Regions from separate parts of the Homo sapiens genome. Here region 1 is linked to region 2. Evidence: chromatin loops called from intact Hi-C (ENCODE). Cell type or tissue: heart right ventricle. All regions are shown on one strand. Each heading gives the region's core, and the rest is flanking DNA. Links, peaks and the distances in the headings are about the cores only. Region 1 holds the start of LOC124902491 (a long non-coding RNA gene). Region 2 has its middle 28 kb from the start of LINC02681.

The links. A loop is a pair of places that touch in the nucleus more often than their neighbours do. Peaks named below come from ENCODE experiments on the same cell type or tissue, not always from the same donor. Only the 100,000 strongest peaks of a DNase experiment are listed, where the experiment ranks them.
Region 1: a loop joins it to region 2, with 2.3 times the contacts of the local background. A loop is called at or near these places in 66 of 110 quality-filtered maps.

Annotation. Positions count from the first base shown.
Region 1 is chr10:101,219,469-101,224,837 of GRCh38, forward strand. LOC124902491 (a long non-coding RNA gene) reads left to right here and starts at 2,884. Exons shown (of 2, transcript XR_007062267.1): 1 at 2,884-3,016; 2 at 3,250-4,724. RefSeq lists an enhancer at 3,222-3,871. In heart right ventricle, for the core only: no CTCF peak of the experiment used is centred there; no DNase peak of the experiment used is centred there; H3K4me3 peaks cover 1,324 bases; H3K27me3 peaks cover 5,000 bases.
Region 2 is chr10:101,288,740-101,294,108 of GRCh38, forward strand. No RefSeq gene overlaps it. Among named protein-coding and RNA genes, the nearest start is that of LINC02681, 28 kb to the left of the region's middle. RefSeq lists enhancers at 2,181-2,720, 2,721-3,260. In heart right ventricle, for the core only: CTCF peaks have their summits at 3,045 (motif pointing left) and 3,250; DNase peaks (open chromatin) are centred at 2,672, 3,072, 3,352, 3,937 and 1 weaker place; H3K4me3 peaks cover 2,063 bases; H3K27ac peaks cover 1,208 bases; H3K27me3 peaks cover 2,324 bases.

The DNA of each region.
Region 1 (5,369 bases), core at 229-5,228, 69 kb before region 2:
GCTCCATATAATTCTTTCAGTGGAGAGTAATTAATCACCAGTTAAAGCAAATTAATACATATATCAATTTTGTCAGAAACATGCTTAGTTCAATCGCCCGTAAAATTGAAGTTTGAAGTATTAAGAGGCTCTGCAGAAACGCCAGGACTAAAACTTTCAAATTGATCCTATTTAGTAATCAATCAGGCTCTCCCCTCAGGTTAATCTGCCTAATTTTTCATCTCAAATCATACACTTTACTGACACGCCATCTAGCAAACAGTCGATAAAAAGTTAACAAAAATGATAACGACTCCAGCCAGAGCCATTGTGCAGGGCGGGTGGGCGGCCGCGGCTTTGATTGCATTTCGGGGTGGTTGGGGACTTGGTTTTTCACTGGGGCACCAGTTTGGAGGTTCCCCAGACAGTGGAAGCCTCCCTTTCCCACCAACTCTTGTCTGCTACTGGCTGCCCTCTCTGCAAATGGACTCTTCTCAGAACATCAGAACACGAGCAGCATTTCCACTGAAGTCACCTAAACCAGCTAGCCCCTGCCCTACTCCCATGTTTGCATAAACTGTCTGGAAGCCGGTGCCCTGTGTGCTTGTGGCAACTGTGAGCTGTGACTCTGTCACTTGCCTGTATTGTATGTATAAAGTGGGGATGGTGTATATGTTTAACAGCCAAGGTTTATCTGCTTAATTCTTATGTATGCTACTAGCTGCCCATATTTGGGCAGGTTTGCTGTGTCTTATGTGACTGCACTGTGTTTTCCAGGCATCCTGTGTGTCTGTGGGTCACTGTGGGTGTGTATCGGGTTTCTGCAGTGTTGGTCTGTGTAACTGAGTGCCTGCCTTGTGTGTGTTTGGTTTGTTTCTGAGGTGTGCCTGTGTTGGGTGTGGGCCTGTGGGCCTGTCTGGGCTTACCCTTCATTTCCATGTGGACATGCAGTCCCAGGGAGACCTCAGGCAGATGGATCAATAGGCCCCATTATAGACATCAGGAGAGAGGAGACAGTCCCTATAGAGACCCAGACACTTCACCTTGAACAGCCTCTGGGAGATGGAAGGGGTCACCTCTTCCCTACCTTGGTCCGTATCCCAGCTCTGGGTTGGCAGAGGTGTGTGAGAAAGGGGAGAAGAAGGCTCTCATTTCTTGTTGGAGGAGGCTCCCAACTTGGATCTCCCTTTCTGAAGAGCCTTGGGCCCCTGAATTTGGGAAGGGTTGGGGTACAGACACTCAGGGATGCCTCCATCCCATGTGCTCAGATGTCACGTCCACACTCAGATCCATTGGTTACATGGATACCCTCAGGTAACTAAGCTCCCTTCCCCACTTCATCCACCCCCATTCACAGACAAATAGCTACATCCAGCTCTCCATGGGGAAGCGTGAACATGCCCACATGCACACACCAATGCACAGCAATCCTTGCACACACTTGCACACATACAAACCAGATTCCAAAGTGGGCAGGACTCATTCACTCCCAACTCTGCTTGCAGCCATGCGCATATTGCCATTTGTACCCTCCCCACTTTGGGCAGGGCTGAGCCCCCACGGGGAGGAGGAACTTCCTTTGACTGAGCTGGGGGAAGCTAGGCCTTCAAGCGCTACCTGGAACTGGAGCAGCCAAGGGCAGGTCTACAGGTCACTCCAAAGACAAAGGTTCAGCCCGGTGACCAGCTTGAATGGGAGAAGGCAGGCAGGGCAGCCTGGCCATCACCCAACTGCACAACAGAGGATGCCCCTACCCCCGCAACCTGTTTTCAAAGAAGCAGAGTCCATGCCTATATAGTGCCTATTCGACGGCCTCAGCTGCCCTCAGAATAAACTTCAACCCAGGCTGAAAGTTCTCCATCCCATCTTCTACTTAGTCCTCTCCTGAGTCCTCTTCCTGTCAGGCCATGTGGTCCCTGCCCCCAGCATTGTAAATGTAAATTTCAGTAGCCAGCTTGGCTAAAATGTTTGGAGCTAGGATTCTGGTTGTCTGCCTGTAGCTTCAATTCCACATCAATATTCATTCTCCCAGCTATCTGCTCACACCAGCTCCCTGCACACCTCACACACCCTGGGCATCGTTTACCTGCTGGTTACACCCACTCAGTGACAGCTTTACTCTTTTCCTCTCCATTGAGCAAATTTAGTCACACCTAGCTGCACACACACTAGTTTGCAACAATCAGTTGCAGGAACGCAGCATCACACACCCAGTCCCACGCTCCGTTTCCATCAATCAGCCGCACATGCTCAGTTTCTCAGTTGCACATACTTGATGACACACTCAGGAACATGCCCTTGCTAGTCCCCATGCAGCCTGCCACACACACACCCACAGCCCCAAATCTCTCCCAGAACTGGCAGCTGTTAGGAGAAGACGGGGTGATTTGCAGATGGCAGTCCTGGACTTGGAAGTGCAGATGTGGGGCCCCAGGAACACTCAAGGTGGGAATGCTCCTCCCTCCAGGGTGCTGGTCCCCAGGAACCCCCACCTTCCTTTGCCCCAGTCCCAGGAGCCTGTTCTCTAGGAGATGTGGCCTGTGGACACACCCGGGAGTCAGATTCTAGGCTCTCCAAGACCTGTCAGTGTCTGCCAGGGACCTCCACTCCGCACATGTACAGTCCAGGGATGCAGCCAGTTCCCACACACCCCTTTGCACACCTACAGCCTAACCACCACTACCCAGCACAACCAGTTCTACTCCCCTCCATTCCCACCCACTTCAAAGCCACATGTACTTCACTTTACAACAGCAGCCTCCTACTCGCTGACCCCTGTGACTCCAGCCCATTCAGATTCTCTGTCCCTTCTTCCACATGCTTTGTAGCCCCTGACCTTACTAACCTGCCCCCTTATCTGGCTGCCCTCTCTATATCCCCGGGCTTTCTGTGGTGCCCTCTCAGATGCATGTGTTTGGGGAGCATATGTATTGTCCCCACAAATCACTTTCTGCGCTCCAAGAGGGGCTAGTTGTTGCCGGTGGGAAGCCAAGCCCAGGTGCCTCCGGGTTCAGGTGACTGGAAAAGCCAGGGCAGGGTGAGTGGACTTCCCCGGACTTGGCGGCTCAGAGGGATGGAGAGGTGGGGGGGGGGGTCCCCGCGGCGACGGGAAGGGGCGGAGGGTAGGCGCGCGGCCCCAGCTCGTCCCTTTCAGGGGGGACTCATGCATCAAACTTCAATTTTCCGGACGATTGAATTAGTGATTTTTTTTCTCCTGAACTAAAATACACTTAAGTCTTTGGGATTAATTACCACGTTCTGGTCCCTCAGACTGGAGTATTACTTATCGGAGCTGCGTCTGACACCGGCCCGACACCTCGTAAAATAGGGAACTGCGCCTCTCTGCCTCACCCCGCGCCGCTCGCCAGGCCACCAAGCCGGGAAAGGCGGAGCGAGGGGAAGCCGAACAAGCGGGATCGGCCGTCCGCGCGCGGAGGGGTTCCTAGACTGGAGAGCAGAAACTACCCGCGTCCCGGGACTTGGCAAGCCCCGTCGAGCCCCGGGACACAACGGGGAAGGGAGAGACAAAGCCGAGCCGCCTCTCCTGGCCAGCCCGGAACCGAAAGTGGGTCCGTAGAGAGCCCAGAGTCCTGGGGGAACAGATGGGCAAAGGGCTCTAGGAGGTGATGGAACTCAGGCCCGAAGGGCAGGCAGCCCACAGGATACCAAGCCTTAACGAACTACGCCAGAAGAATGGGCGTAGGGCCCACAGCCCCTCACACAACCCAGGCCAAGCTCCCTCGTACACTCAGACCAGGAGAAGAAACAGACACGCAATACACAAGCCCCGCTCCCTTGGAGCCTACACTTGGGCGAACACACCACTGCTGTTTGCAGTATCCCGAGACAGGCCCGGCAGGCGTGAGCTAAGAGGCCTCGGGCCCGAACTTGGGATTTGAGGCTCTCTCACATCGCCGGTCCCAGCGGCAGCGCCTGAGGCACAGCCAAGACCATCCGAGGTCCCCGGGCCGCGCGCAGGTAGCAGACTTCTTCAGAACTGGGGGAGCTAAAGAGAGAGTGGGCTTAGAGCCCAGGCCTCCCTGGATCCCAGATCCTCGCCTCCGCCTACAGCCAAGCCCCTCAGCTTTTGCCCAGAGCTGCTGACTTCCTCGCCGCCTCCCTGCGCAATGGGACCTAGAGATAAGCCCCAAGCCCGGGTGCTAGTCCAGGCAGAGTCGGGTGCTAGTCCAGGCAGAGTCCAGTGCTAGTCCGCGGCCTCAACAGAGCTGTCGGCTGGGCTCCGGAAGCCCACCCGGAACCTGATGGAGGCAGCGAATTCCTCAGAGCAGAGGACACTGCGGAGAGGCTCGAATCCACTTCCCACATTGTGCGGGACCGAGCGCGCAGGGCGCTCTCGCGTGGCCTCCTTAGCTCGGGTTCAGCCGAGGCTCTCACGTACACTTCGTTACCCCTTCCCCCCGCCGCAGCTCTGGTCCTTCCTTCCACTGGCTCTCTTCTCTGGCCTATGGAAACAACGAACTACTTTTCGCCTTTCAAGGCCCGGGTCCCAAGCCACCTCCTCTGTGAAGCCGCCAACACCCTGGTAGCTGCCTCTCAGTGTTTTGCAACTGGCACGGCCCTGTCCCTCGGTCCGCTTCTACTAGCGCTGGGGGTGCTGCGAGTCTTGCCCACTAGACTAGGAGCTCCTTGAGGGCAGGAACCGAATCTGATTCGTTTCCATTTTCCCAGCCCCCCTGCGCGGCCTGGCGCAGAAAAGACGCGCAATAAACATTTGCTGAATTGAATTGCGTTTTCTCCTTATTTTATTAATCCTTCCCCTTCCTTCTTTCATTCTTTCTTTTCCTCCTTCCTTCCTCCCTCGTTATTTTTTATTTCTTGGTTATATTCAATTGTCATGTTTTTCAGGCTCATTAAATCCATTTAGAGACAAAAGAATAAAAGGCAGAAGGGGAAGGGCGGGGGAGGAGAGAGGGGGAAGGGAGGGGAGGGGGCAGGCCGGAGAAGCAAACAAATAACCCGCTTTAACTAGACGGGCGGATAAATGGCCCCGTTTCTCCTCAGCCCCGACGCGCCTGCTTAGCTGCGCGCCCCGCGGGCGCCGCAGCTCGGGTGGGCTCAGCCCTGGGGCCGCCGCCCCCAGCCCAAAGGGACCCAGCGGGGCCAGGCCCAGGGCCGCGAAGCAGAGAGCGGCCGGAGGTGCCAGGGCCGCTTCATTGGGATTCATGAGCGTGTTGGGCGGGCGGCCTGGGGCTTCGGGCGCGGGGCGGGGGCCGAGTGGGGGGGTGCGCACGGCGGGCGCAGATGCCCGGGTGACCGACCCGCCGTGGTCCCTGCGCCGCCTTTGTGCCGAGGAGGCGCGCGCGGGGACCTAATCCATCAAATTGTCTACAAATTGTGAAGAAAATTCAAAAACCATATGGTCGCCAGCG
Region 2 (5,369 bases), core at 107-5,106:
CCCCTCAGCTCTACCTAGAAAGAACCTATCTCACTGCTCCATCGGTCCCACACCAGGATTCCCACACCCCCAAGCTGGCCCCTTCCCTGCCTCTACTCCACACCACACTCCAACCTCTCAGGGTCTTCTAACCACCCCCTTATCTTGTCCAAGGTGTGAATAAGTCCTTGTTTACCTTAATTCTGCTAACACCAAGAGGGAGACTTTTCCAAAGGCTCTGTACTACAAAACTGAAGGAAAGACTAGGAGAGCCAACACTTATGTTACCATGGCCAGGCCCTGTTCTAAGGACTTTTCCTAAGATTTGCACAACAATCCTAAGAGATAGGTACCCCTATCCTACAGACGGAGGAAAGGAGGGCCTGAGAATTCACAAACTTTAGCTGGTGAATGGCACAGCTGGGATTTTGATCCAGGCGGTATATGCTTATGCAACACTACTTTTTCCAAAGCAAAAAAAAAAAAAAAAAAAATTTAAGTCTTTATTTAAGTTCTTTATTCCACATTAGACTGTAGGCTCTCTAAGGGCTTTCTTGCCCATCATGGCATTCCCACAGGGTGAGGCAAAGTGGGACAACCATAAATGTGCACCAAAGGGATTCCAAGACAACTAAAGGCCTCCAAGGACTGCCTGACACACCCCAGTGGGCACAGAGGACATGATCCTTCCCCTTGCCTCAGCCATGGCTAGCATGGGTGCTAGACTCAGCCACACTGACTGCTGGCCACAAGCAGGCTTAGCTGAATCCAGAGCCAGGTCTGATGAGGTCCTCTAGCCTTTCCAGAACTCTTCCATCTTCTCATTGGTCTCCCTTGACCCTATAGGTTCTGACCCAGTCCTGGCCCCCTCAGCTCATCCTTATAGCCCCTCAAGGGCCTGCACCACCTGTCTCCAAAGACTAGTCACACTTCATGAGGGCCCTCATGGTCATGCCCTTCAGAGGCCACTACTCCCCAAGCCCGGCACTCTCCTGCTATCGTGGAGCATATTTGTGGTTAGGGCTGGCCCTGCCTTTCAGAAGCTCAGCCCTCTCACCCCACAGCCTGGTTTCAAGTTGTCCTAAGGACATGTGCCCTGGCCCCAGGAGCCACTCTGCTTCACACCTGCCCCCTGCCCACAGCTGACCAAAGACTTTCCTTTGCCACTCTCTCAATACAAGCCCTCTATTGCTCCCGTTCCTGATATAAGTTTCCTCCAAATCCCCACACTGTCTCCTGTGACCCACTTAAGAGACCTAACTCTCTGGACTTAAAATAGAAAACACCAAACACAAGCTTTTACACTTCCCGCTACCAGCGGAATAAAGGTTGCATCTTTAACAAAAACAACATAACCACCTACTAATAATAATAGTTGCCGACCACTTCAAAGTGGGTGGCCATTCACTTGCCCAGCTCTCCCCAACCCACTTCCTACCTGTCCCCAGGCTGTGGGTCTCTCGGGACGTGTGACGTGTATGGCTGTGTGCTGTGTATTTTTGCCTCCTCAGGAAAAACTCCAAAGTGACTGCTTGCCCTGGGCTCATCTATAATCTGGGGCATTGATCGGGGCCCATTGATAGCTGATTGTTTTCACACGTGACTCGGTCACATTCCTCTAATCTCCATCCTTCTGCTCAGTTTGCATGACAAGAAGTGGCCTCGGTGGAGAGAGGTCGCTCACCTCTGACCAGGATATAATTGGAAAAAGAAGGTCATTGCCTCCTTTGCTTCTAGGGCAGATCAGCTTCGTTCCATTTGTGTCACGAGCTCTTGCCAGCACACACTCTCAATGACATGGAGACAATGGCTGTGCCCCACAATGGAGCCCACAGAGATGTGCTCGATACAACACAAACACACCCCAGGATCCGCACTCACTCTCATCAGGACAGGCATGTACGACAACACACACACAATAGGTGCTCTCAGTAAACGCTGATGATAACACCAGTGATACACGGGATGATGCATACCCAGTGACATCCGCACACAGAGGATACATAAAAAGATGCATAAAGCAATGCTTACCCAGTGGTGCAGGTACCCAGCAACATACACATGCAGCGACACACAGACACATCCATGAGGGCAAATAGCCCAGGCCGAGCTACCACATCCAACATGAAAAAATATGTGACATTTTTCAGTGTACCCACTTGGCAGGTAGCCCATTATATCTTGTACTATTATTGATCTGCTTGGAGCCAAAGCTGACAGTGCCCCACTCCTGGTCTCCCCATGTTCCCATTCCCAGTGCCGCACCTCCAGGCAGTTTCTTCAGGTAATGCTCATGTGGGACTCTGTATCAGCGTTATCTGGGGGAGCTCTGACACCGGGCATGCTTCCAGGAAGCCCTGCCTCTACATACAAGCTTCTTACAATGCATGCGTGCGGGTAAACACGCTTATGTTAAAAATCTCCCTCAAGTAATTCTGCTATCCTGCCAGGTCGAGAACACTGAGCCGTCACCACCAGGCTCCCCTCTCCAGGGTGGCTAAACTTGCCATTGAGGGTGTTGGGCTGTATTTTATTTTCTCAGTTTGGGAAGGGATGAGGCCCCAGAACTGAAAAAAGGACAGTCAATGGCCAGGAACCGAATGAGTTAAAACCGGGCCCTATAGCCTTCATCCCTGGTGACTCTGGCTGGCCTCGTTAGCGCCCGCGCAGCACGCACAGAAGGACCCTTCGCGCAGGATGTCCCGGAGACTCGTCCACGCTCCCTAGCCGGGCTGCGAAGGCCCAGATCTCCCAGCGCCTCCATGCCGCGTCGGCCGCGGCCTTGGGGGTCTTCCGGGGACAGTGGCCAGCCCTGGGCCGGTGACCTAGCCTTTGGGCGCTTCCCCGGGGCTCTAGGGTCCCAGGGCGCCAGGGCCAACACCAGGAAAGCCAGAAGGTTCCTTCCTTTGGGGCAGGAGTTGGGGGGAGTCGCCGTACGCCCACCCTGCCACGCGGGAGGCCTCCGGGAGAGGGCAGAGGGCGCCGGGCAGGGACCAATCATCGGCGGCGACCGGTCACTCGCGCCCCAGCGAGGAGACCCTGAGATCCGCGGGGAGAGCACAGGGTCGCGCCGCCCCCTGGCGGCTCAATGACAGAGTTGAGGCCCGGCGGCTGGCGACTGCGGCGTCTGGCAGCTCCAGGAAAGGATCCCCCTTGTGAAGAAACGCCCCTACGAAGACTGTCCTGTCCTGTCCCTGCCCTCCCGCTCCCGCTCGCCTTCTCTCCCCTTCTTTATTTTCTCTCTTCCTCCTCCCCCCACCTCTTCCACTCTTCCTGCCCTTCCCCCCTCCCCGTCCTCACTCCCTCTCCCACCCCCATTCCTTTCTCTCGTCCTTCGCCCACCGCCTCCCGCCCCCGCGGGGCAGCGCCTCGGTGCACCCGCTTGGCAGTTAGCCCATTAGATCTCGTACTATTGATCCGCTTCTGAGCAAAAGCTGACAGCACCCCCTCCCGGGCTCCCCACGTTCCCATTCCCCGCGCCCCCCTCCAGGCAGTCCTGGCCTGCGCCTCCTCCCGCCCCCCACGCGGGCCGCGCCGAAGTCTCGCCCTCACGAAGGACGAGAACAAATGTAATTAAAGCGACCGGCGAGGGGGGTGTGCCCCCACCAACGCAGGCACGAGCGAGGGTCCCAGCGGCCGGCGCCCGGCCTGCCACCTCCCTCCCCCTCGTCCCCGCCCCCTGGAGCGGGAGCATTTGGGTTGAGCTGCGCCTGTCCTATAAATCCACATATAATTCTCCTCTTTCCTGTTCAGCTAAGGAAAATAAACGTGTAAGGCTGTTTCTGGGAGCCCAGCTCAGGGACCGCTCTAAATTCTCCTCTTATTGAGTAGGGGCTGGAAATCATTCAGCTCGGCGGCGCGCCCCAGAACCACCCCCTACCCCCGCTCCGGCCCGCGGCCGCGCCCGCGCCCGCCGCGCACACGCACGCGCGCACACGGAAGGCAGGCGCCGGGTATATAAATATCTCCAGCTCTCCCCATAGCCGGGCAGATTTATTCCGCTGCCAAGCCTGCAGAAAATTGACTTGTTCATGGAGGCGGCTATTGACACATCACCGGGGGGAGGGTTAGGGGAGAAAGCAGTGGAGCCGGCGCCCCTCCATTATACGTTAATGTAATCAGCAGTGTGCGAAATGACTGCGCGGAAAATAGCATCACTGACATTTATATTAGAGGATATTGATGGCAGGAGCTGTGACCGCATCACTCTGCCTCCCGTTTCCACGGATTGACACAGGAGCCTCTTGTTGGCTCCATCCACGCTCGCCTCCCCTCCCCCTACCTCTCCCGCCCTCTCTCTGTCTCCACCCACCCTGTGTCTCTCCAGCTCTCCCCCTCTCCGAGGAGGAGATCTCACCCCCACCCTCCCTATACACTCTTTGATCACTCATTTTCCAAATAATTCTTGAGCACCTACTGGGTGCCAGGCGCAAGGGTCTCTCCCTGTGCCTCCTCTCCCTAGGTTTCTCCCTCCCCCTCTCCCCCACCGTGCCCTTGCCCTCTTTGTCCCTCCTCCCCAGCTCTGCCTCTCCCCTCCCCCTGCCTTGGCTCGGTGGCTGGACCGCTGCTGTCACAGCAGATAGATAATTGAAAAATGGGCCTCACCTTTGCAGCCGGCAGGAGTGGTTCAGGCAGTTACCGCCGGGGTTACCTACTCCATCTCAGGCCCAGGCTCCAAAAGAGATTCTGAGGAAATTGGATTTTACATGGATGTTTTATTCGAGCAGAGGCTTTAGTGTATATAAATACAGGCGAGGAGGCCTTGGCGGCAAGGATGAGTGAGGACAGACAATCCCGCCTGGGGCCTCCAGGCTCAGGCGAGGCAGGCGGGCCATGTGCTCAGCTCCCGGTCCCAGACCTGGATATCAGCGCATTCCCCCTCATGATCTGGGACTGAAAGAGGTTAATGCTTCTGAACAGCTCCTCAAAAGCTGCCTTGGGAATAAAAGAGTGTAGTTGTTGAGAACTTGACAGGACAGTATACTGAGAAAAGAAGGAAATATACTGGAGAAGTTTGAGGACTGATTCTTTTTCTTTCTTTTTTTTCTTTTTCTTTTCTTTTCTTTTTTCTTTTTTATTTTTTGAGACAGAGTTTCGCTCTTGTTGTTCAGGCTGGAGTGCAATGGCATGGTGTCAGCTCACTGCAACCTCCGCCTCCCGGGTTCAAGTGATTCTCCTGCCTCAGCCTCCCGAGTAGCTGGGATTACAGGCATGTGCCACCACACTTGGTTAATTTTGTATTTTTAGTAGAGACGGGGTTTCTCCATGTTGATCAGGCTGGTCTGGAACGCCCAACCTCAGGTGATCCGCCCGCTTCAGCCTCCCAAAGTGCTGGGATTACAGGTATGAGTCACAGTGCCCGGCCGAGGACTGATTCTTTCAATAAATAT